3 separate regions of the Mus musculus genome follow, and all the other regions are linked to region 2. Evidence: chromatin loops called from intact Hi-C (ENCODE). Cell type or tissue: left cerebral cortex. All regions are shown on one strand.

Region 1 (8,000 bases), 87 kb before region 2:
TTCTTATCATTTGAAGACAAAACAACTCTCATACTATCAGGAGAAAGGGAAGATCCAGATATATTTTGGAACAGATAAATTTTCTCTAATCTTTCTATTTAAAAAATGTGAAGTAGAGTAATCTAGATGCCACAGTATTCAAATCTGCCTTTTAGTTTAGACATATTTTCATTGAAATTGACATGTTTAAAATAACATGCTCAAAAAAAATGAAATGTATCATTCCAAGGCAGTGTTTGGTATTGATATGATCATAACATCTACTGCGAGCTGAACTATAACTGTCTGTCTCTGGTATATGAGCTATAGAAAGCACCACAAGCCCCCCCCCGCCCCTCCCTCCTGCAAACAAGCACTAGACAGCTTAGACAATTTGAGAGAATTCTCATTTAATTTCACTCTACCTTTAACTCAAAATAATGGATAACTTGCAGACATTCTCCAGTTAAAATCCAAGGAAAGTAGTTATTTAACAAGCTGCCCAATCTAGCCACCTGTAACTAAAAATGCGAGCTTTTCTACGCTGGAGGCGCACGTCTACGTAAATCTAGAGTGCAGTAACTCCCATACTTGTGTTTGCTCTTATGTGGTTTTCTGGGAAAGTGTGTCTGATTGCAGGTCTTACTTTGTACTGTTCAGTTCCTCAGCACCCACTCTATGAAGCATCCAGGGATGTCCCCAGCTGGGTGCATCTGGCCTGCCCTGAGCCTCCAGTGTGGTTGCTCTCTTTGCAGGTAAACAGGTGATCCACCCTAACCAGATCGCAGTGGTACAGGAACAGTTTACTCCAACCCCAGAAAAAATTCAGTGGGCTGAAGAGCTGATTGCTGCCTTCAAAGAACACCAGCAGCTGGGAAAGGTAAATGTTTTTGTTGATACCTCGATTTGAGTGGTGCTGGAGTTTAAAATATTACAGACAAGGATGGTTTAAGGAAAACTCATTACATTTGGCAGGAGAAACGGGAAATGTGGAACGGAAATAAAATTTATCAATGAGAAAATTGCGGAAGGTAGACAACTATTCCTTTCCCTAAATATCTCACTAATTGGTCCCCCTGTCTCGTCTTATTTATTTTCTTCATAAGCTGTATTGGCAGTCTCAGAATAGGCTCTGCCGTGTCGTCTTCGACACGGCGCTTGTATGAGAGTGATTTCAGATCAAAGTAGGAGCGCGTTGCAACGAAACAATCACAGTTTGACCACATGGTTCTTGTGGAGAGAAGAAATAAATTTCAAGTTATTTTAATTGGGGGGTGGGGAGGGGTGGGGTAAAAGAAAAAGTCCTAACATCTCCTCGGGTTTAGTCATTTAGGAGTAGGAGGTTGTAGATGGATTTGTACCGATTTCTGGACCCGAGATTTGGAAAGAATGAAAGGCAAATTAACACTGGGTACGGTTGTTCTAATTTAGTGCTTCATTGAGCCTGGCGTTTCCCGCTCTGTGGGTTTCTGCTATGTAAATATTGCGGTGGTAATGCACAATCTGTCTCCACTTTGTGCCAGTAACACTTAAATTAGGTGTCGCCTGAAGGAAGATTTTATGCTAGTTGCAGCATTGTTAGTTAATTATCTTAAAGGTTATTTGCAATAATACCGTTTGCCTCTTTTTCAGAGGGATGGGGGGACGTTGCTTTTATAAATCTGTCCTGGAGATAATCTCACCTCAGCCCGTGACTTCTGTAAGGAATGGAGTTGCCATGCCCTCCACTCAAAACTGCTTAGGAGAGGAAGGGTGCTAAAAGATTAGTAAGGTCCTAGATGTTAAATACTCACCCTTGTGAAAATAAATAAATAAAAACACAGCAGAGAAGCAAAATCTGGTTTTCAGTGGTGGGTCTGTGACACCCATGTGAGAAGTGTCCTTTACATGATCCCTGGCTGCAAGGACACATGAAAGTCCCACGACTTGGACAAATGGGTGACAACATTAAGTAGGTCATTCCCTGTGGATGTCTGCCTTCAACCCTGACCAAGCATACCACCTCCCTCTTCCTCTCCACCCCCTGCTCCACACACGGACTAACCTTTGTACAGACACACGCTTAATATCCAAAGGCAGAATATCTACATAGGAAAGATCCTATTTGGACAATATACCAAATTTACGAAAAATAGGGTTGGTTTGTTTTTTTTTTTTTCATTTCATGTCAATGGTGGCCATCAAAAAATTATCTATTTCACAGAAAAGTAATTTTAAGTTGAAATTGTATTTCACATTTGTTTCTGTATTTCAATCCAAAATGAGGATTGCAGTAAATGAACATATTTACCTAGAAAGAAAAGCTGTGCAATCTTTAATCCACACATGCGAACCCCATCATGTCCTTCCCACATACCTGTATGTATGCAGAAACACACACACACATATACACACACGCACAAGTGTACACACACACACGCGCACACACACACACACACACACACACACATTCACTCTATGTATCCTTTTCCTCTATTCTGCCTTATACCAGCGGACAGTGTGCAAGCAGTAAATGCATATTGAGAGAGTAAACTGAGGCAGCATGTGCTCCCTTGAGATGGATACCTGGCCTTATAAGCAGATGGTAAAGGTTAACCCACACACACACACCTCACCAGCTCCCAAACAAAAGTCAGACCAGAAACACTCCCTTTCTGCCTCTTAAGTTCCTGAATAAAGACTACAAACTGTGCCCCACCCCACCCCACCCCACACACACTTTTTCCATTATATCTCGAAAATATTATTCCTAGGGAAAATTGCCCAGGCCTTTGATAATGGTGATGTAAATGTTAAATCTGGGCTTTTTTTCCCTTTTCATTCTCCAAATAAGAAGTGCCCCTCTTGTTGGGGTATAATTAGGGCATTCGCTTTCACAACAGTGTGGCAGGCCAGCTTTCCTTAACACAGAAGCCGGCATTACCTATTAGGTCATTTCTCCTATGTCCACTTTGTGGAGGTTTGATTTCCAACAGCAAATGGCCCTGGTGCTTTTTGTCCAGAGAGGCTTAAATGACTCAAGTAATGGAGCCTCCGGTGGGGACATATGGTTATTTTATCCAGTTAGCATGATCCTTTCACTGCGCCTATAAACTAGCTGGCCTCAAACATTGGGCCTGCAGGTAGGTGCCTTGGGTCTTGAGGGGCTCGTGTGGTTTAAATAGTGTGTGGGTTATTTTGGCAGAGATCCCCTATAAAAAAAGCTCACGGCAGTAGGAAGTATCACCTCCAACAAACATTTCATCTGTCTTAGTTCAAATGAGTACCATTTATGAAAAATACGAACTCCCGGATATTTTGTCCAAAGCACAGATGACTCCCAAGGCTGGAAAATGGATGGCTTGCGTCCTGGTGAGGTGCTCATGAGTTTCCCCGAGGCCCTATCCCTCTCCTCTGATGAAAATTTCATTTAATTAATTCCTTTAAGTAGAAACAGTCCAAAAAGGCACTACGATGTACCCTTGCTTTTCTCCCACCCCCGTCTTCAATTACACCGAAGCGTGGCCAGAGCTGGCAGTTAACAGTGGGTCAGTTATGTTTTCTGATCGTGGCAATAGTGAAAAGTCCTACATTTTCTTCCCCATCTCTCTAAATGACAACCGTGGGAAGGCTTATGTCACGAGCAGGTGAGTTGTTGGGGCTCAGACTTTCATCATCCTGTGTTCCTTTCTCTTAGTTAGCAGTTCCATGGAAATTGAGTCTGATGCACTTAGTATGAGAGCACGTGAGAAAACAATTCACCCTAGAAAAATAACGCTACTCAACTCACCTCTTCTATGACCCTTTGGCAGGTAATGGTGCTCAAAAGATAGGTTGAGATTAGTCAGTTTTACCTGGCACAGCCATCCCTGTTAATAAGAACAGAAGTAGTTGTTGGCTAAAATTTGGAACTTCAGCTTGGTTTCTCTTATTAAAATCCGTTACTAAAAGGTCATTCAACATATGCTCTATTCCTGTTTTAATTCCCAGGATGTAAAGTATTTATAATTTAACTAACATTGTTAACCAGACAGATTCTTCCTTCCTTCTAGAAAAAAAATGTATTCTGAAATACAACCTGCAAACCATTAGTTCTTCTACTACATTTGGTAAAATGTGTTAGCTGGGATAAATCATTTCCGTGTGATTTGCTTTAAAAGTATAAAGGATTTTCTTTAAAATTATCCATTTGTCATTTATATATCTTTTTTTTTCATTGTGGAGATTTTATAATATCTGGAAATTCTCCATTCAGAACTGGATTTAGTGTTTGCTTAATGAAGAAACATAGCTCTCTTGTTTTTCTTGTTTTTCTTTTTTTAATCCACTAAGAATTTTACATAATGTGAAACCTGGATAAGTATAGTGGGAACTTCTCAAGTCATTAGTTACTGTTGGGATCAACAGAAACTGTAATTACATAGAATCTAGTACCTGTAAAATATGTATTAATACAATATATAAAAGCATATTTGACCCTGTGTATTTTTCACATCTGAATTATGACGTTGCTGCTCAGGCTTTCCCCTCATTCATCGCTTGCTAGACAAAGATGACAGCTCGAGAAATAGCTTGTTGCCTTCTAAAAATGATCACTCATCAAAGAAAATCTTTTTTTTTTCCCCAACATGTAAGAACACAGAATTCTTCCTGAACTTGAATGTCATCTTTGCAGAAGGGCAAAACTAATCTTCGCAGTGTCTTTCCAATTTTAGTATCTGTGCTGCTGAAGGAGGCACAATCAAAGGAGATCGTAACATAACATAAGAGTTGCCACTTCCTTCCGGCGTGGAGAGTATGAAGGAATAGCGGATATATGTATCGTATTTATGATGACTTTTCTGCTATATCTGGCTACAAACCTGAGTTTAATTCCATTTTTCAGGCGATCTCTTTTTAATCCCATCACTGCCCTGAGTGTGTCATGTGGGTTTGGAAGGATTTTGTGTGAACATTTTTAGCAGTTTTCATTCATTACAGCTTCACTAGCTGACTAAACACCGAGGGAGTGGGGAGTGTTCGCTCAAGATCCAGGTCCCATTAACAGTTATAAAGGTCAAGACAAGGTCAGTAGTGACGTTACCGCCATAAGTGTCACGTAACTGGAACGTTCCGGTTTTACTCATGAAGGAGCAATAGTGTGGACTAATGAGCTGACATTAATAAACACTTCCTATGCGGGGAACATCAATTACAAGCGATCTCTTATTAACGCATAAAGGAGTTGCTTCCTTTCCTCTCGGACTGCCAGCTGTACTAAATCACCCCTTCTAAATACAGAAGGCAAGTAGTTCTCATAGGTGTGGTCGCAGCTCCGCACCTTTCCTTTACGCTTCCAAGTGCAGAGGAGCTTTACAAAAAGAAACACTGTTGGATCCAGATGGCTCTCTTGAAGGCTCCCCGAGAGAAGTCTGGAGAAATCTCTCCAGCCAAAAATATTGTTCCCGCTTGCTCAAGCGCCAGAAAGCCCACTGCCACCCTTTCACACAGATCAAACAAACCACCCAAAGACTTGGTTGTTGTCTTTGTCCATGGAAAGATTTGCACCACTAAGTGGTGACAGCGTGTCCCCGTCCACGCCCAGCCACCCATCCCACACAGCCTTTCCCATCTATTTCTGAATAGCAACAGCACCGGGTAAATCCCGGGTAAAAGTGAAAGATTCAGAGATCTACTTCTGAGATTCCTAGTAATTGCTTTTTCCCTTTGTGTCCCTGTTCATTTAAAGTTTTCAGAGCTGTACACTATACCAGCTCTGAAAAGTCCAGCCCTTAGGAAATCTGAGGGCATCAACACAGACTTTATGACAGATTTGATATATACCAAATTACAATTATAAAAGAAAGAAAAACGCATTTAAAGCATGGTAGTGAATTTTCCCCACTGCTTAAAACTAACTGCATTGCTTTTAGAGGCAAATGGCCAGTCCAGTGTTAAGGGAGAAGAGGATTTTTGTTTGGTTTGTTTTTGTTTTTATTTTTTTTATAGGTTAGGGTTGGTAACTTTTTAAATTATTGGTTTAATCTTTATATAATGCTTTAAAACCTATTCTTAAAGGTAGTATAACGAAATAGCTTTACTTTGTATTCACATTTTCCCCTATATCTAAAAAAAAAATTTTTTTTTAAGTATTATTCTTGTTGCTGGGTAAATCCCAGGAGTCTTATAGTCAGACCTAAGACCCCAGAAAGGGTTTGGAAATCTCTCACATGCAAGATCGTTATAAAGCTATGACCCCCATTCTTAAATGAAATAGTACAAACGTGGTTTCTTCTGTATACCAGTAAATACTCACACAAATAATGGACTGTATATGTTAACTTTGTGTTTGTGGGTGTGACGTGTGTCTGTGTGTGGGTATTGTGCTGGTGTGCATGCTGGTGTGTGCCCATGTGAGACGAGGGATCAGTACCAGACGTCTTCCTCTCTTGTTGTCTACCTTATTTTTTGAGAGATGTTCTCTCACTGAGCCTAGAGCTTGCCATTTTGCTAGACTAGCTGACCAGCAGACCCCGGGTCGCCCCAGCTCCATTGGGGATGCAGACATATACCACTGCCTACAGCACCCAGCTTTTACATGCACGTGAGGGATCCAAATTCAGTTCTTCATGCTTGTTCAGAAAGACTTAGCCCACTGAGCTGTCTCCTCAGCCCCCAGATAAGATCTTAAAAGTATTTCCATTATAATCAAATTCAAATAGGACAGGTAGTTCAGATGTGTACGCAGACACACGTCTGATCTTGAACAAAATGGAACAAGGAGAAGGAACAGCCTCTGGGTGCCCACCCCACCTTCCCTGCGATCCCAGTCCTGTCCTGACCTTGTCATTACCCGTCCCCTGGAAGGCCTCTTGAATGGCTAGACTTCAGGGTAATGTGGCATTTACTGTTGGGCTTTCTGTCAGCAAACGCGGCTTATGTTTGACATGGAATACTGTTTGGTTGATTAGTTGGTTACCCAGGATGACTTCTGGTCCCCACTTCCACCTCCAGGCTGGAGTTTCCCAGAAGCCCTAGCTTTTTGTGGTACTAAGGACCAAGCCCAGGTTTCCTGTTTCCTTGACAAGCTTTCTAACAATGAGATATCTCTCAAGCCTACCGTGAAGTATTCTAAACTAAATAAAAATATTTATGCATTTAGCCATGTATGCTAAGGGCACAGTGTGAGAGACCCTGTACTCTGTCCCTGCACTAGAAAAACACAGAAGGGGGAAGGAGAATCAGAAATGGAATAGCCACTATGTAGTTACTGAAACACTAATAAAATATACACCGACGATGGATGAATTTTATGCACAAATCATTTAGTAAAGCCACTTTGAGGAAAAGAAAACAAAAACAAATTAAGGAACTATAACCAGAAGATTGAATTCCCTAGCAAATTTAGAAACCCCTTTAGATTTCAATACTCAGAGAAATCCTTAATAAGTAGCTTTTGTGTTGCCTGATCTTCCTTATCCAAGATATTGAGAACAAAGGCTTCTCTCCAGTTGGGTCATTCTCCCAGATATTTTCAAGGTAACTCTTGTTACCTGCCTATCTTATATCAGAGGCTTTGAGGACAGCTTTTTAAATAGAAAGGACTGTGGATCTCCCTTATACTTTGGTCCATGGAGACCTCCACCTGCACAGACTGGTCACAGATGAAGAAGATCATCTCCGAGGTTTACCTCAGCTCTCCTCTTCCTTTGCATCAACCTTGCCAGCCTGGCGCCCCTCCAAAGCTGTGCTCCAGAGTGGTTACCCCACCCCCACCCCCATTTCCTGTGTTAGTCTTACCGAGGATAACACCTTTCTTTCCTTTTCCACATAGAGTGAGAGCTAGGTCATTTTATGCTTCCTCTTTACAAAGCTAAGTGTGAGCACTGTCCCTTCATCCGTCTGTCTCTCCCCTTTTTCACATTCTGAGAATTCATTCTGTTTTTATAGACTATTCTGACCATTTGCCATTTTTCTGATCTGGATATTTAATGAGCAGTTTCAAAGAAAAAAAGAGAGAGCAGTTTTCTCTGCCTTTCTAAATTATCAAAAATTTATTTGTC
Region 2 (8,000 bases):
AAAGAGGAGATGAAGCAAGGAAAATTAGTTTTCTTTTTCCAAAATCACAATTTCTGTCACCCAGTATGGGAGGGTGGGGGTGGGCTGGGTTCTTCTAGCTTCTTCTCCCCTTTTCTGACAAGTACAAAAGTATTTTCATCTCTGTCAATAAACTACTGGTGGGCACATATTTTATATTGAGGTTTTTTTTTTTAATCCGCTCGAACTACAGAGTTTAATTATAAAGAGAAAAGATACAAAGCCATGGAAGAGCTTTATCTTATGAGATCTTCTCATAGCCTCCTTCCTAATGTTATTTAACAGTTACAGCTTTGGCTAGGATTTTCACAACTTCCTCTCCTCTTACATTATACCTTTCTAAAGTCATGTCAAAAGGCTTTTGTTCTATGTGGGTTTTATAGAGGGGGCTTCCCAGAGCACACATGTGGTCTTTCATGTATCAGGGGGTCACCCAACTCAGTAATAGCTGAGAAAGCAGAATCAAAAGTAACCTTCAACTTAATATCCTGTTGATTATCTTGTTGGATTTTTGCCTCTAATATAGATGGAGGTGGTGCTAGATGGAGGTGGTGCTAGAACTCTTGTAGAAAAGGAAATTATTATTATGTTAGTTATTATTTTGGCCTAAGCTACAATGTATTACATACTCTTCTTCACAGCTTCTCTCCCCCATTTTTACACCTTTCTTTAAGGGAAAAAAATTGGAGTGTTACTGGGGCCAAGAGTCACAATAATATATTCAGTGGATAGCCAAGTTGTTTGTATTTGGTGTCTCCTTTCCCACAATGTATACCTTTGTGTGTGAGAACACAGTGGGTGAAGTGCAATGCATTTATTCTTCTGTATGTATGTGCACATCACGCTATAAGAGATCACAGTAGACACCATTCAAAAGGAGTTGCTCATGATTGCTGGGATGTTTGTGGAATTTGCTTCACCTCATCCCTTATTTTTCTTCTTGTAAACACACCACGAATTTTTGATCAAGCCTTGGTTCTCTTCACTCGCCGGGAAATGTACCCTTGCCAGGAGCCCTGTGGCGGATATCCTTCTCAGCCACAAGCTGAGGTTTTGCCCAGTGCAGGTTTTGCCCTGTTTGAAAAGAACAATTTGGGGAAACTTAACAAAGAAAGAACTGGCTTCCAAGCGTTGACAGTTACCGGTTTGGGAAGTTTGACAGAGCAGCCTTTCTAGAAACCTGTTGGAAAAAAAATGATTTGCTCAGTGTCTGCCTGCCTTCACTCCTTCCTTCTGTCCTTCCTTTCTTCCTTCCTTCCTTCCTTCCTTCCGCTAAGGAACCTGAGTCTACTTTTGAGGCAATAGTCCTGAAAGCCTTTGCGCGTTCTCGCAAGCGCGCGCGCGCGCACACACACACACACGCGCGCGCGCGCGCACACACACACACACACGCGCGCGCGCGCGCACACACACACACACAGGCACACACAGGCACACACACACACACACACACACACACACACACACACACACACACACACTTGTTCTTGCCCTCGCTTTTTCCTCTCCTTCCTTAAAAAAAAAAAAACTGTCAAGAAGGAAAAGGTTTTTTTTTTTTTTTTTTTCCTTCTTCTTCTTCTGGTTTGCAGAGAAATAAAACACTTCTGAAAGAGGGGACCGAGACATGACTTTGAACTTGGTTCAGCTCCTCTGTTTCCTGCAGTGAGAGGAGAACTGGAGCTGGGAAAGAATAGCCAGGAGGGCCCAGCCGGCGAGCTCTCCGGCGGGAATTAAGGCATCTGCCCTAACGCTCGGCCCTCGAATCCAGCGCCCAGCCGCGCCATCCTGAATTGCGGGCTCAGCAAAGAAGAAATCAAAGCGAAAGGAGAGAATAGGTCAAAAAAGAGAGGAAAGGAAGAGTGGGGAGGGGGGTGAGGAAGTGGTAGAAGAGGAAAACCTACAAGTGTGAGGGCTTGAAAGAAGGAAATAAGGTCTTTGGGTAGCAAGGCTGTTATTCTCACAACCAATCTTAGGTTAAAAAAAAAAATTGGGAGTGGTAGTATTTTTAGAGCAAACCAATACATGCACTTTTCAGTATAAATTGCTAAATAAGGCAAGCAAATGTGAAAGACTGAATTAGGCAGGCTTTTAAAATAAATGGATTGAAGCCTTTCTGCTTAGATATTTTCCATCTCTCCCCCCTCCCCTCCCCCTGCGGTCTAGCAGGCCAGTGTAGCTTCTGCCCTTTGAGGTAGGGGAATGGGAGGAAAGAGGACCATTTCCTCTCTCCAGCTTCTAGGAAAGCTCATGATTTCGGTCAAGATGCCTTTTTCTTGTGGTCGTTTCTCCCGTCCCCCTTACCAAGGAATGGGGAACACGGAGGAAACAGAGGGAGCCTTGGTAGAAAGGTTGGCTCCAACAGTTGAGCCAGACCCACCTAAGGTTTGAGAGGTTGTTTGATCAGGCAGGAGCTCATATTCATTGCAGCAAATCTCAACAAGAGTCTTCTTCCAGCGTTTTTGGTGATTTCATTTCAATATAAATTTCGAAGTATGTTGTTATTCTCTTGCGCGAATTTTATCTCAGTTTCCAGAGATTTATTAATAAAAGCAGTTCTCAGGCCTGCGAAAGGTGAAGGAAGACGATGGTCACGGGCTGAACCTTTACACTTCCCCAAACTCTTGGCCCGCAATTCCCTTTCCCATTACCTCTTACCAATCTGAGGGCGGTGGGACAGCCATGTTCTTAGTGGGAAGCCAGCCTGGGTTCGAGGGCGGCGCTTGGGAAGCTTTGCGGTGGCTTCACCAAAGAGTGACACTTACCGTAAGCCCCACAGTTTATTTTTTCTGAGGCCCTGATTCTGATACGGCAACAGCCAAATTAAGGCCTAAACCTTGCTTGATTCTGGGCATTCCACTTCCAGAACCAATGTGGCTGTGGACCGGGTCAGGAGGTATCCACCCGGAGGGAGACACTGTCTTTAAATGACGTCTAAACTGCCCCTCAGGGTCTGCTGCCTAGTTTACTCCTGTAATCTGAGCTGAACATGAGCGGCCAGGGCGGGGGGTGGGGAGGTGGGGATGGGGTGGGGGCAGGGGTGAGCTAAGTGCGCCCAGGGGCAGGTGGGGACCACCGCCTGGGATGGGGGCGGTGTATAGACGAATGTCCAGGGAGTGGAAAGAAGGGATAAGTTTGACTATCTGTGTCCACCATCCTTCATCCACGCTTTAACGCCTCAAAGCAAATTGGTCAAGGTGAGAATGGAGAAAGTAGAGTGCCTGTCCAGACTGGGAAAGACCTGTCCTTGTCAGGAAAAGTCTCTTCGCTCCCTCAGGGTCTCGGGCTTGGTGACTCTATAGCTAAGGGTGCTTTGGACTAGAGTTCCCGGATTTTTCGGTGTACTTTGGTAGTGGATGCAATCTCTGGGGAGTTGGTGGCCTCTGACAAAGTATACGGGAGCAGGATCGGGCGGAAGGGGACAAGACCCATAGACCTGGCACCGCGTTAGGCTCGCAGCTGAACTCTTGAATTAGCCGGCTGGTGACGGGAGCCACAGAGCCAGACGCGCGAACGAAACCCTGCATGCTGGCAGGCCCAGTCTATGGGTGCGTTGGGCCGCTGCTGCAGCTGCACAACCCAAGCGGGGCTCAGGGAAGGTGGGGCGGGCTGGGCGAAGGATTGACGAGGCCGTGATGGCCAATAGCGGTTTCTGGAGGGCGGGATGGGCGGGAGTCCCCGTTAAAGGGGCGGTGTGACCAGGAGGCCGAGCCTTGGATAAGGAGGGAGGGATACCCGGGCGGGAGACCCGGCGGGTACGCGGGGGAGGGGAGAGGAAAAGGAGGGGACAAAAAATAAAAAAATAAAAGGCTGCTGCTGCGGCCTCAGCGCCCACCGAAATAAACAGAGGCGGTGGCGAAGGCTGCCCACTGCAGCCGCGAGAGAGGAAGAACTCGTGTTGGCCTCCTAGCATTTGCTTGTGCCGAGGACTTCGCTCTGTCCTCGCTGATGCGAGCACTCATTCCCGGACTAGCGCCCAGAACAGATCGGCTGGAGGAAGGGGGAGAACCAGAGAACACTTTTTTATTGTTGTTATTGTTTTTCAGACTAGCCTCACCCTGCTCCCCTCCCCCTCCTCGCCTTCTCCCCTCCCACAGTCCCCCCCTCCCCTGCTCCTCCCCCTCCCTCCTCCTCCAGCCCAACTTAAAGAAAGAGGGGACGACGCGCCCGTTTCCTTCATCTAGGGGAATTCGTGACCGCTGCAAGTTTACTACTCCGGGCGTCGCCAATGCCAAGCTCGGAGGGCCAAGAGGGCTAAACCCCCGCAGCAACCGCGAAGCCGAACAATACCGGCAGCGCTCTGGGCGGCGTGAGCAAGGCCTCGGGGGAGGGAGCGGCCACCCGAGAGCGCCGTGGACTCGACGCCTAGCCTCCTCCTCCCGGCTGCCCAGCGCCCCTGCGGAGATCAGGTGGAGCGGCGGGTGCGCCAGGCTCTGGGGCTGGCGGAGCTTGTTGCTGTCCGCTCCCTGCCAGCTTGTGTGCGCACAGCCACTGCCCTAGGGCACTGTGGCCCCGCAGCCGCGTTGACTTCATTCGGCGGATGCCGCTGATCTCAGCCAGGCTCCTGGTCCGCCGGCAGTACAAGGCAGCTAGCGAGTGAGTGCGTGCGTGCGTGCGCGCGCGGGGGCGCGCAGGGGTGGGGGCCGCGGCGCTGAGCTCGCCCTCCGGCGGCCCCCCTCTCCTCCGCTCCCCACACCTCCCTCCGCTCCCTCCTCCCGCCCGCCCTCCCCTGCCCTGCCCGCCCGCCCCCGCCGCAGCTCCTTTAATACACTTTGGTTCTCCGCCTGGCTTTGGACTCTTCTCCTCCTCCACCTCCTCCTCCCGCGCCTCCTCCGCCGCCGCCTCCTCTTCCTCTCCGCGCCTTCGCTCGGTGCCCGGCCGCCTGAGGCAGATACAGGCGGCGGCGGCGGGCGCACCAGCCCGGCTCCCGAGACTGCAGTCGCCAGTATTTCCACCGCCGGTTCACGGAGCCGGGCGTCCAGAGGACGCGCCTCGCCGATCCGAAGAGGAAATCCAGGCGGCGGGGTTCACCGGCGCCGGCGGGGCGGCCGGGCGCGCTGGCCATGCTTCTGGACGCGGGGCCGCAGTTCCCGGCCATCGGGGTGGGCAGCTTCGCGCGCCACCACCACCACTCGGCCGCGGCAGCGGCGGCTGCGGCGGCCGAGATGCAGGACCGCGAGCTGAGCCTGGCGGCAGCTCAGAACGGCTTCGTGGACTCGGCCGCGGCGCACATGGGCGCCTTCAAGCTCAACCCCGGGGCACACGAACTGTCTCCTGGTCAGAGTTCGGCGTTCACGTCGCAAGGTCCGGGTGCTTACCCGGGTTCGGCTGCTGCAGCCGCTGCGGCCGCGGCTCTAGGGCCCCACGCCGCACACGTTGGCTCCTATTCGGGGCCTCCCTTTAATTCCACCCGGGACTTCCTGTTCCGCAGCCGGGGCTTCGGGGACTCGGCGCCGGGAGGCGGGCAGCACGGGCTCTTCGGACCCGGCGCCGGCGGCCTTCACCACGCGCACTCGGACGCGCAGGGCCACCTTCTTTTCCCTGGCCTCCCGGAGCAGCACGGGCCGCACGCCTCGCAGAACGTGCTCAATGGGCAAATGCGCCTAGGGCTGCCGGGCGAGGTGTTCGGGCGCTCGGAGCAATACCGCCAAGTGGCCAGCCCGCGGACCGACCCCTACTCGGCGGCGCAGCTCCACAACCAGTACGGCCCTATGAATATGAACATGGGGATGAACATGGCAGCGGCCGCAGCCCACCACCACCATCACCACCACCACCCTGGTGCCTTTTTCCGCTACATGCGGCAGCAGTGCATCAAGCAAGAGCTCATCTGCAAGTGGATCGACCCGGAGCAGCTAAGCAATCCCAAGAAAAGCTGCAACAAAACTTTCAGCACCATGCACGAGCTGGTGACCCACGTCTCTGTGGAGCACGTCGGCGGCCCGGAACAGAGCAACCACGTCTGCTTCTGGGAGGAGTGTCCACGCGAGGGCAAACCCTTTAAGGCCAAATACAAACTGGTCAACCACATCCGCGTGCACACTGGCGAGAAGCCCTTCCCCTGTCCTTTCCCGGGCTGTGGCAAGGTCTTCGCACGCTCCGAGAACCTCAAGATCCACAAAAGAACTCATACAGGTAATCGTGGGTCAGCAGTGGGAAGAGGCACCTCGAGGAGAAATAAATGCACAGACTGAGCGTGTGTGTGTGTGTGTGTGTGTGTGTGTGTGTGTGTTCGTACGCGTTGGGGAATGACCATCAGCCAGGGACCTGGAATGGGAGAGCGCAGGACAGCCAGGGCTTGTTTTTGTTGGAGGATGGTAAGAGTATTATTAGACTGGGATTTTTCCATGTGCGGAAATTGAACTTTTAAACGATCAGCGTAATACCAAATATATGCTTGGAGTGATGCGATTGCCACCCCCCACCCGCCCGTCCTGCTCAATATTTCCGTTCTAAATAGAGCGCACAAAATAAAACAATTCGGCTCTAGCTCGATGTCCGGGAAGCGAGCATAGCAAGGATTTTGCCAGCTTGTCTGACTGAGCTTTTCTGCCCCGAGTGGATTATCTATTTTTCAGAGGCTCGTGTTTCCCCCATTTTTTTTTTTTTTTTACACAGGGTCCAAACGTCCTTCTCAGGACTGTTTCCCATTAAATGAATCTGGTGTGAGCCGAAGCTGTAAAGAGGTTCTCATTTAAAAAGTGTTTTTAAAGCCCATTTTGGGGTGGGTCGCAGGGGACTGACGGTGGTTTGTCAGCAGTTTGTGAGATTCTCTAATGGGCACCAGAGGGTTTGTGATTACCAACTTCGACCCTCGCCTGGGCTAACCAGAGCCCCAGGCAGTACCGCCCCGCGGGGCTATCGTGAGAGGAGACGCAAAAGAACGAGCCTCTCGCCTCAGATTATTCATCTTCGACCAGGTCTCAGCCAAAATCGCAAAAGACGATTTGCTAAAAGAAAGCCAAATGTTTTAGCAACTTCCCTCGTCAATATTTACTCCGAAGTCGGGATGAGCCAGCGGCCTATTGTTCTCTTTTGGGAAGGGAGGGAGGCGAGGTGCGAGACAAGCTTTTAACAAGGTTTAAAATTTGAGAAATTTATTTGCATGAAATGCCCTGTGTCTGAGCGGTTGTCTTTAAAAAACAGTTTAGGTGCTAATGGAATTTAACGTTAACTGGTTCCCTTTCCAAGTGGAACGACGTTTGAGTTCTCACACCTCTAAATGACTCCAAGCATTTGGAATCCTGGCAACAGGATGTAGGAACCTCCAGAAAATTAAACAGGGAAAATTTGAAAGGTTTTCCTGACTCCAACCCCTAACCCATTTGCTGAGAGGTACAATCATTAAAAGACTACCTTATCTCTCATGTTTATTTCCTCCACCCCCCATTAAAAAAAAAAAAAGACTGGCGATTATACTAGGATTATGATTAACTCAATTTGCAGAGTTTTTGGATGATAAGTACTGGCTCAATCAATCTCCATATCCCAGTCTCCAAACAGCTCACAGCATCTCCAAATATGATTGCCTACTGGCTCCAAAGAGGAAACGACAGCAGCCCAGCCGCCTGTGTGATTTTGATAATGCCCCAAATATTTTGTCAAAATAACAGCTTCTCGATAGCTAGACCAACTTGTTAGGGAGCTGGGAATCCAAAAAGCTCTGCAAAAAGGCGAACAGGGCCAGGGGCACCCCTAAAGTCGTTAGAAATTTAAGGAGATAGGTGTCAGTGTGAAGGGAAGTTTATTTTCATAATTATGAAATAAACGATAGAACCTGTTAGTTGGCTCTTCGTAGGGGTATCCAACCTGTTTCAGAGACTCAGCTCTCTCCCCTTTGCCCTCTACTCTGTACCCTGGCATCCTTGGTGAGGACTTTGGGGGTCCTTGGGGGTCCCATAGCAAGCACCCTGTTTGCAATCCACAGGGGAGAAACCTTTCCAGTGTGAGTTCGAGGGCTGTGACCGGCGCTTCGCCAACAGCAG
Region 3 (8,000 bases), 97 kb before region 2:
GGGGATGGGGGAGGGGCTAGCATATTTAATTTTTAAATGCCCCTATTGACTATAAAGCAAAAGGCATTGGAGATTTTTGTTCATTAAGAACAGGGGATATCTTGTAAAAGATTTATCTAGTTGTAAACTTTACGAATTTTGCAGTTGTAACGACTATCCCAGAGAATAGTTCAAGTAGCCTTGTAAGTTTTCTTTTTTTTCCCTCCTTCCTTCCTTTCTTTTTTTTTTCCTTCTTTTTTAATGAGAAAAGAAAATCAGTAGCTAAGTACTCAACACCCAAGCCACCAATATTTCACTACTCATTTTCAAGTTTAATTGTAACATAAATTACGTTTTATTTTTCACGGCGTCTGATACCATACAGGTTGCCCCTGAGCTTTCTCTCAGCCCTCTCGTCACCCTGGCTGTTGTGTGGTGGGTTATTCTGTTCCCTGAAAGTTACTGAGAGGTGACGGTGACGCCGGCTAAGAGGGAGGGGCGGAGAGCCACGGGAATCATTCTTCATTACTGAAAGCTGTGATTTATTTTAGCCTAATTGTAAAGTTACTGCAAATCACTCAAAAGCTTTTTAAAGATCCCAATGATTAGGTATTTTTAGGGGGGGGGGTGCAGGCAGGCAAGGAGGGGCAGGTAAAAAGGGAAATAACACCTCTAATCCTGCTTCTGGTAAATAGGCTGCCAGCTTTTAAAATGAGTTTCCTTTCTATTAGTGAGAATATTATGCTAAGCCTTAAGCATTAGTTTTTTTATGTTGCCATAGCAGCCCTATTCCTGCAGGGTTGACCTGTGATGATTACAGTACAAAGCTTATAGGGTCTTGAAACCCCCTTTGAAGATGAAAAGTCTTTGATGGTTTATATTTATGCAAATCTCTTAGATATGATTTACCCAACTGAGACTGAATGGAGAGATGATTAAAATTCCCTTTTCCTTTGATATCCATTAATGGCTGAATATTCCTTAAATTTAAATGGATAGATATGTTTTCAACTTTATTTACAAAAATATCTTTATTATACCTGTGTTTCTTTCTTTCTTTCTCTCTTTCTTTTTTAATCTTCCCACATCTTATTAGATCTAGATAGACATAATAGATTTACAATTTAGATTGCGGGGCTCCCTCCCCCTGTTTTTGAACCGGGGGTGTGGAGGATCTGCAAGCGCTTTTGTATGTTTCCAGATGATAGATTTTGGAATTTGGGCTACCCCACTGGCAGCACAGAGCTAGCTGTGAACTGGTCTCATGGAAAAAATTGGCAAGCTTTGGTCTTCAAAGAATTAAACTTCCTTTTTAAGGTCTTCCTAGGTAAGCTTAAAAAAAAATATATGAAGAAAACCCTCTGGAACAAAGGATAGTGGCGCTATAACGGATAATTCGGATTGCACATACGTAAAAGGCAGCCAACAGTTGCACATGTGTTGGTGTTGGGTCTGAAACAAAAAACCGAAGGGCAGGTAGAGAGGTCTGCTTTGTTCTGAGCGCCTGCCATTTGCATTCCGTGGAGGAGAGAGGGTGATAAGTCCTGAGTAAATATGTTTTCCAGGGAAACATTTAAACTGGGGATCTCTTTTTCCCTCTCGCTCCTAGGCCTCAAAGTGTTCCTTTCTGAGGGAAACGGATTGTGGTGTTTGAGATTTCCCTGTGATTTGGGGTGGTGGGGGGGACCTTGTTACCTTCAGTTTTCTCTGCTTTCCTTCTTCCTTCCTGCCCCCTCCCCATTCCTTTGTGTGGATGCTGGAGGCTGGGGTAGGGTATTTCCTCAGGTCAGAGGCTTTTCAGCCTTGCTCTGTCTGCATTTCAGGGGCTGAGCTTCTGTTCTGTCTAATCACCTATGACATCTCTGATTTTAGTTTTCAGACAAATTTTCACTCCACTTAAAAGGCCGAAAACTTGAACAACCAATGAATTTAATCCCCTTTGTGGAGACTGCAATGGGTTTGCTCAATTTTAAGGTAAGGAAGCCATCCCTAGCGTGGTCATGTGAGTTAGTATTTTACTTTGATTTTCTAAAGAGAACTTCTGGTTGGTTTTTTGTTTTTTGTTTTTGTTTTTTTTTTTAATTTGAACATCTACTTAAATTTTTTTTTAAAGAAAGATTTATAAACCAAGTAAGTTATTCAAGCCATTTCTTATCTGTCCGGCGACAATAACAAGGTTGTCAATATCTTAGAAGACAAAGAAACTAGTTAAAAAAGAAAAAAGAGGTCTTCTCAGTCTCCAAACATTTATATGTTCCTGGAGTATGCATAAAAATTAAATCACAGAATACATATATGCTTTGAATTAGTACATGCATAGATTAAGCATACATGGAAATTTTATTTTTCACCTTTATATACCGAGTTTGAATTGCCCTTCCTACCAGTTGTCTTTCCATCTGCAAATACCCTGGGCTCTGGTACTATTATCTGAAATCCCTAGCAGATATGATTATTGTTCATAGTTCCTATGTATAAATAATCAATAGCCTCTTGTTTCAGTTTGCCACATTTCAAACATAAAGTATTTTCTAACACACATTCAAAAAAGATGAGCTGAGCCAATTCTCAGCCACTGTGTGGCTGCCTTACCACTACCTGCCTTACCAGATTCATAGCCAGCTTGTTTGTCCCTCTTGATCTTCAAGCCTTTGTATCATTTCCCAGAACGTGTGTGTCTCTCTCGCATCACCTGACTTTGAATGGCCGGCTAGCACTCCCTGTACTTCTTCCCGAAGTTTCTAGCCCTTGGTTGTTTTGTTTCGGTTTTGCATTTTGATTTATTTAATTTTTTTCCACTCCAGAGAGTAGGAGGGGGGAAAATCACTAAAAAACGGAAGTAGCTGACCTGCGATGAAGTAAATCAGGGTCAGAGGAAGCTTTGGAGATCTGTAGGACTGTGTAGGAAGGGCCCAGTGCAAATGTTTAGGGGCTGCCTCCAGCCCTGTCTCGTGACCAATTCCTTCAGACAAACAACCACAAAGTCCTCAGCTCACCCTAGCACCCTCGAGTATAATCAAAAGCACATCCCAGAGCTGGGATCAGATGCACACAGTGGTTTCATTTTAAAGCACAATTTTGCCATTTTATTCAGTAATGTACTTAGGAGCTCTCACAATGCCTGAAATTAATCAACAGTATCTCCACCACTCCTTTCACTCTTTCCCCACCCACACAGATGTTAGTACATTACAGCCGCATGTCCCAAGACTCATAGCTACATCTATAGCAAACGTGATCCGTCTTTACATTCAGCTAGACGCGTCAGAGAGTTGCTTTATTCACACGCCCTGGGTGACTGGTAGCATTTTTATTTTCTCTCTGAAGTTATTGGTGTTGCATGGCCTGACTGTAAGCCTGAAACCACGTTACTTGATCCCAATGCAAATAATCCAATTAGTTTGCTTTAAAAAAATTATTTTTTTTCTCCTCTCTTGTGGTTTTATGTTTGTCATTTAAGAGTCCTCTTAAAACAAAAGCAAATTCTGGAGAGACATGAATTACCTATAGTAAAAGCTAAAAGTGTTTACCAAAAGTTATCTAGAAAATTGGATGTTGTATAATTGGAGTGTTCTAACTACATAATAAACTGTGATAGCCATATTGATGAAACCACCAGGCAGAGCAGGTATGTATGAGGTGTTTCTCTGAAGACTAGGAAATGCTGTAGGAAGATCTCAGTTTGTCTTAGCCTAAGTGTATTAGGATCTGGATCTTTTCTATTGCTGATGCATTGGCTCCCAGCCTCTGAGACCCTGCTCTGCTCTTTTCCAGGCAGTGTGTGAAGAAACACTAAAGACTGGACCTCAAGTGGGTCTTTGCCTAGATGCAGTCGTTTTTGGAGGAGAAGATTTTCGAGCCAGCATAGGTGTCAAAGATCTGTCTCCAACATCTCCCCTGCCCTCAGTTGTGTGTGTGTGTGTGTATGTGTGTGTGTGTGTGTGTGTGTGTGTATGTGTGTGTGTGTGTGAGCGTGCGCATGCTCGAGAATTTTCTTCTTTGCCCCTTCACAAAGGGACATTTACATAATAATGTGTATTTGCTAGCCCCGATGGTGCCTTTTCATGACAACTGACCACCACTTCCTGATAATTTAGGCTCCATCTCCTGCTTCCAGAGTCCCACCTTATTATTTCTACTCATTTATAAAATAACTAATAAAAGCCTCCACAATCTCAGGCATGTTCAAGAATGTATGGGGTCTACTCGGTTTCTACTACTACTGGTGCTGGCTTAAATATGTTGTCTTCACTTAAGCGTAAGACCTGAGCCTCTAAATGGAGTGTTCAAGTGCTTCTGCCTGAGCCTTGATGCCGTGTTTTCTATGTTAAATGTAGAAGGCCTGTTTAAGATAGATTGTAAATTTACCTTAGTGTATATTTCAGAGCATTTATTGTACCAGCCCTGCTGATATCCCTTGAGCCCTGTTCCGGGTGTCTCTATGGTTGGAGAGTTACAGAGTTAGAACTATGGTTGGCCAAGGTTACAGAAACTGTTTTCAGAACCACACTCCAGTGGGCTGGGGACACTCTTCCTGAGCAGTGGGTATTATAGCCCAGGTTTAAGCACTGACACGTTCCCTCCCCTCAGGGAGAAAAAGAAAATTTTATTTTAATACAAGGCTTTCCAGGAGACATTCGTGTGTCCCACAGCTAAGTGTATTTTATTACAGTAGGCATTCAGGCACTTTCTGCCTCTCCCAAAATGAGGGTCTTCCCACCCCCCACCCCCCGCCCCCAGGTCCAACCAAACCCCAAAGCACTAGATCAGGACATCTTTGAGGACAGATGTCACAAGACCAGCTTATGCCATTCCTAAGAAGTGAGCTATTCCCTACCCCCCACCCCCACTCGCAGCTTCCTGGACACTTGTTATAGTGTTATCTTTGGGCTGACACTCTCCAAGTGATTGCACAAAGGAGGTAAATCTGCTAGGGGCCCCTGTGATCCGCTTTCCTCTCCCAAACGCAACTACGAGTGATTGTATTGGAAATTGTTCCAGTCCACTAGACATATATGCCATTCCACACTTCTTCCCTATATTCCTGCCTTCCTGCGTATTGGAATAGTTACTTTTCTGGGAGACAGTTTCCAGGGAGGCGCGCATGTCTTTATAACCTGGTTTCTGTAGTATACGTCTGGGTTTGGTTTCCAAGGTTAAAGCCTCCCTTTTTAAAGCGTAACTCACTTCCAGGTGCAACAAGCAACAAAGACACCCAAGACATCCTCTATGCCCGGCAGAAGGTTGTTGTCACGGCAAAAGCCTTTGGCCTACAAGCCATAGATCTTGTGTACATTGACTTCCGAGATGAAGACGGACTTCTCAGACAGTCAAGGGAAGCAGCCGCCATGGGCTTCACTGGTATGACTCCTGGTGCTGTCTTAAAGAGCAGTGTGTGCATTAGTGGGCATTCCAGAAAATATAGATGTCTATGGATCTCATACCCTGTAACATGAGAAGGCTGCACAGAGCAGAGAGCACCTGATGATCGTCACCTGGGTTGTATGTGGGTTGTTGCCTTTCTTTCTTTCTTTCTTTCTTTCTTTCTTTCTTTCTTTCTTTCTTTCTTTTTTCTTTTTTTTGGTTTTTTTGTTGTCTGGTTTTTTTTTGTTTTGTTTTGTTTTTGTCTCTGCAAATTACAAATATATATGCATGTATATGTGTGTGTGTATGTGTGTGTGTGTGTATATATATATAATTATATATATATAATTTTTTTTTCGAGACAGGGTTTCTCTGTATAGCCCTCAGCTGTCCTGGAACTCACTCTGAAGATCAGGCTGGCCGGCCTCAAACTCAGAAATCTGCCTGCCTCTGCCTCCCAAGTGCTGGGATTAAAGGCGTGCACCACCACCGCCCGGCACAAAGCAAAATATTTGATTGAATTTTTTTCCTTTACACTTTCCTTTTCTGTCTCTTTAAGTATATCGTCTAATTTGAGCTGATCCCAGGCAAAGGATGAGACTATGATGGGAGGGTTTGAGAGTGAAAAGGTCAGGATTTAGATTGGTGAAATATAAGAAAATGTTTCTAAAATAGCTAAAGTATTGATTAATTTTCAATTGATATTACCTGTGATTTTTACTTCTGACTATTTTTAAAAATCATTTGGCCACGGGAAGCCCCTCTTTCCTCCTGTGTCTCCCAATAAGTGTCTGTGTACCTGCTGCCACCTGTGGGTACCTGCTGGCACCTGTGGGTACCTGCTGCCACCTGTGGGTACCTGCTGGCACCGGGGTCAGTGGATCCCTCACGGGTCTGTATGGGGAAAAGGCAGGCAGCTGACGGTCACCAGTGCTCATCACTCCTGTCCCTGTGAGTTCAAGGAAACTGAAAATCAGGTTTTTGCAATGGAATTCTGGTTTTTTTTTTTTTTTTTAACCGTAATAGAATCTTATGTATAAATGGTCCTGTTCGGTTGTGTACACATGATAACGTGTTTTCTCTGTCTCTCTGTCTGTGTCTCTGTCTCTCTCTCTCTCATTCTCTCATTGATTCTTATGTTTTAAAGTGCTAAGATTGCTAACTATAAATGTATCCAGCAAGAAGGAGTAGAAGGAAGGAATGGTGTTTATCCCTTTTATAAATTATTTTGATACTATACCTAGTCAGATTTCAACTACATGTCTCACAAATTACCTTGGAATGTAAACTGTATGTTGGCGGAGGATGTCTTATCCTGAAACAAAATGGAAAGACTTAAGCAATAGTATAGCTATCTTAGAATGAAATAAACTGATGTTGCTTTTCATATATAACAGAGTACTGACATAATCCTGAACCTCTAATTCTTAAGCTTAAAGACATATGATCCCATGCACAGCGATGTTTCTTAACGGATCTGAACTACTACTGCTTTCTCCTTATATTTAATAGAGGCAGAGAGAGAAAGGAATCCTCCTGCTAATCAGTACGTGGGTGGGGCATGCCTGTCCTGGCTAGTCAGGATGTGGCCCCAATGGAAAAGTTGGGAGAAAAAGGCCCATGAAATCTATCTAATAAGAGACCGATGTGGTTGGCCTACAATATGTGGCACTGGCTGCCAGGCACCCTGGTCTCAGCCATCAGTCCTTCGTGTCCCTGCTTTACTTCCCCACCCCCACCCCCAGCTTCCTCTGGGGTTCAAAGTTTTCTCAAGATACAGGACTGAATTGAACTGGTCCCCAATTCAATCTCAGAAGACAAGCTATTTCAAATCCGGTTTAAATGTCTAGACTGTGCCCAACTCAGCACGAAGAACCTATGGACCTGGCACTATTGTTTCTGCCCAACAGGGAGCATTAAATCACAGGAAGATGGAAGCTGGGGTGCGGGGAGGCACTGAGGGCACAATGCCCATTGTGCCTCCAAGTGGCAGAAGCTGTAAGCTGGGGGGGGCCACACTCTACACATACGTGCTGATTTTGAGAGGTCTTTGTTTCCCCGACTATATTTCCGCACACTAAAAAAAAAAAAAAAAGTGATCAAAAGATATGAGACTGTGTATGTTTTAACTCATGCCCTCTCTGAGTGTTTTATGACTCGCAGGATCCTAGGGTACTAATTTTTAGAACTTATTTGTGATACCTTAAACCTTGCACGAGAGAGGGAGAGAAGCAGCAGAAGATGGGGCGGGGGTGAGGCCAAGAGGAGAAGGCAGAGTGTTGTCACCAACTGTACAATACTTATCTGAAGCAGGTGGTCAAAGGCTCTAAAAACCAGCCAAAGTGTCCTGTTATTCATAACTCGAGACTGGACCAGGGCAAGGGTTTTCGGTACTTCAGCATGAAAACTTAAGTGTGTACATACACGTACAGCCTTATTTTATGAGGTTATAATAAAATTATATAATTTCTCCCTTCCTTTTCCTCCCTCAAGAAAATCTAGCATCACATCAAATAGTAGGCTGTAGTTTTCTTTTTGCCGTCTTTATTGGATGTAGTCCCCACTTGGTTTAACATCAATCCCAATGGCTGTATACATTAACTTTAGGGTATTTTAAATAATAAAAAGAGACCGAAACTAAATTGTGGGAGGAAGCG

The links. Peaks named below come from ENCODE experiments on the same cell type or tissue, not always from the same donor. Only the 100,000 strongest peaks of a DNase experiment are listed, where the experiment ranks them.
Region 1: it touches region 2 in a loop (2.5-fold over the local background); 5 of 42 quality-filtered maps call a loop at or near these places.
Region 3: a loop joins it to region 2, with 2.1 times the contacts of the local background. A loop is called at or near these places in 5 of 42 quality-filtered maps.

What each region holds. Positions count from the first base shown.
Region 1 is chr14:122,383,464-122,391,463 of GRCm38, forward strand. Clybl (citrate lyase beta like) reads left to right here. Exons shown (of 8, transcript NM_029556.3): 7 at 735-859. It overlaps Gm5089 (predicted gene 5089), which reads right to left. Exons shown (of 4, transcript NR_033326.1): 2 at 3,749-3,827. It overlaps Gm25464 (a small nuclear RNA gene), which reads right to left and starts at 4,697; the gene lies at 4,591-4,697. In left cerebral cortex, no CTCF peak of the experiment used is centred here; no DNase peak of the experiment used is centred here.
Region 2 is chr14:122,470,598-122,478,597 of GRCm38, forward strand. It overlaps Zic2 (zinc finger protein of the cerebellum 2), which reads left to right and starts at 4,787. Exons shown (of 3, transcript NM_009574.3): 1 at 4,787-6,150; 2 at 7,943-8,000. The coding sequence starts at 5,079. 2610035F20Rik (RIKEN cDNA 2610035F20 gene) reads right to left here and starts at 4,602. Exons shown (of 5, transcript NR_045046.1): 1 at 4,306-4,602; 2 at 3,851-4,005; 3 at 2,396-2,580; 4 at 794-1,092. In left cerebral cortex, no CTCF peak of the experiment used is centred here; DNase peaks (open chromatin) are centred at 3,393, 3,602, 3,952, 4,481 and 5 more places; H3K4me3 peaks cover 4,428 bases; H3K27ac peaks cover 3,521 bases.
Region 3 is chr14:122,374,031-122,382,030 of GRCm38, forward strand. It overlaps Clybl (citrate lyase beta like), which reads left to right. Exons shown (of 8, transcript NM_029556.3): 4 at 1,852-1,953; 5 at 3,754-3,847; 6 at 5,173-5,340. The region is part of intron 2 of Gm5089 (predicted gene 5089); the gene reads right to left. Among named protein-coding and RNA genes, the nearest start is that of Gm25464, 10 kb to the right of the region's middle. In left cerebral cortex, no CTCF peak of the experiment used is centred here; no DNase peak of the experiment used is centred here.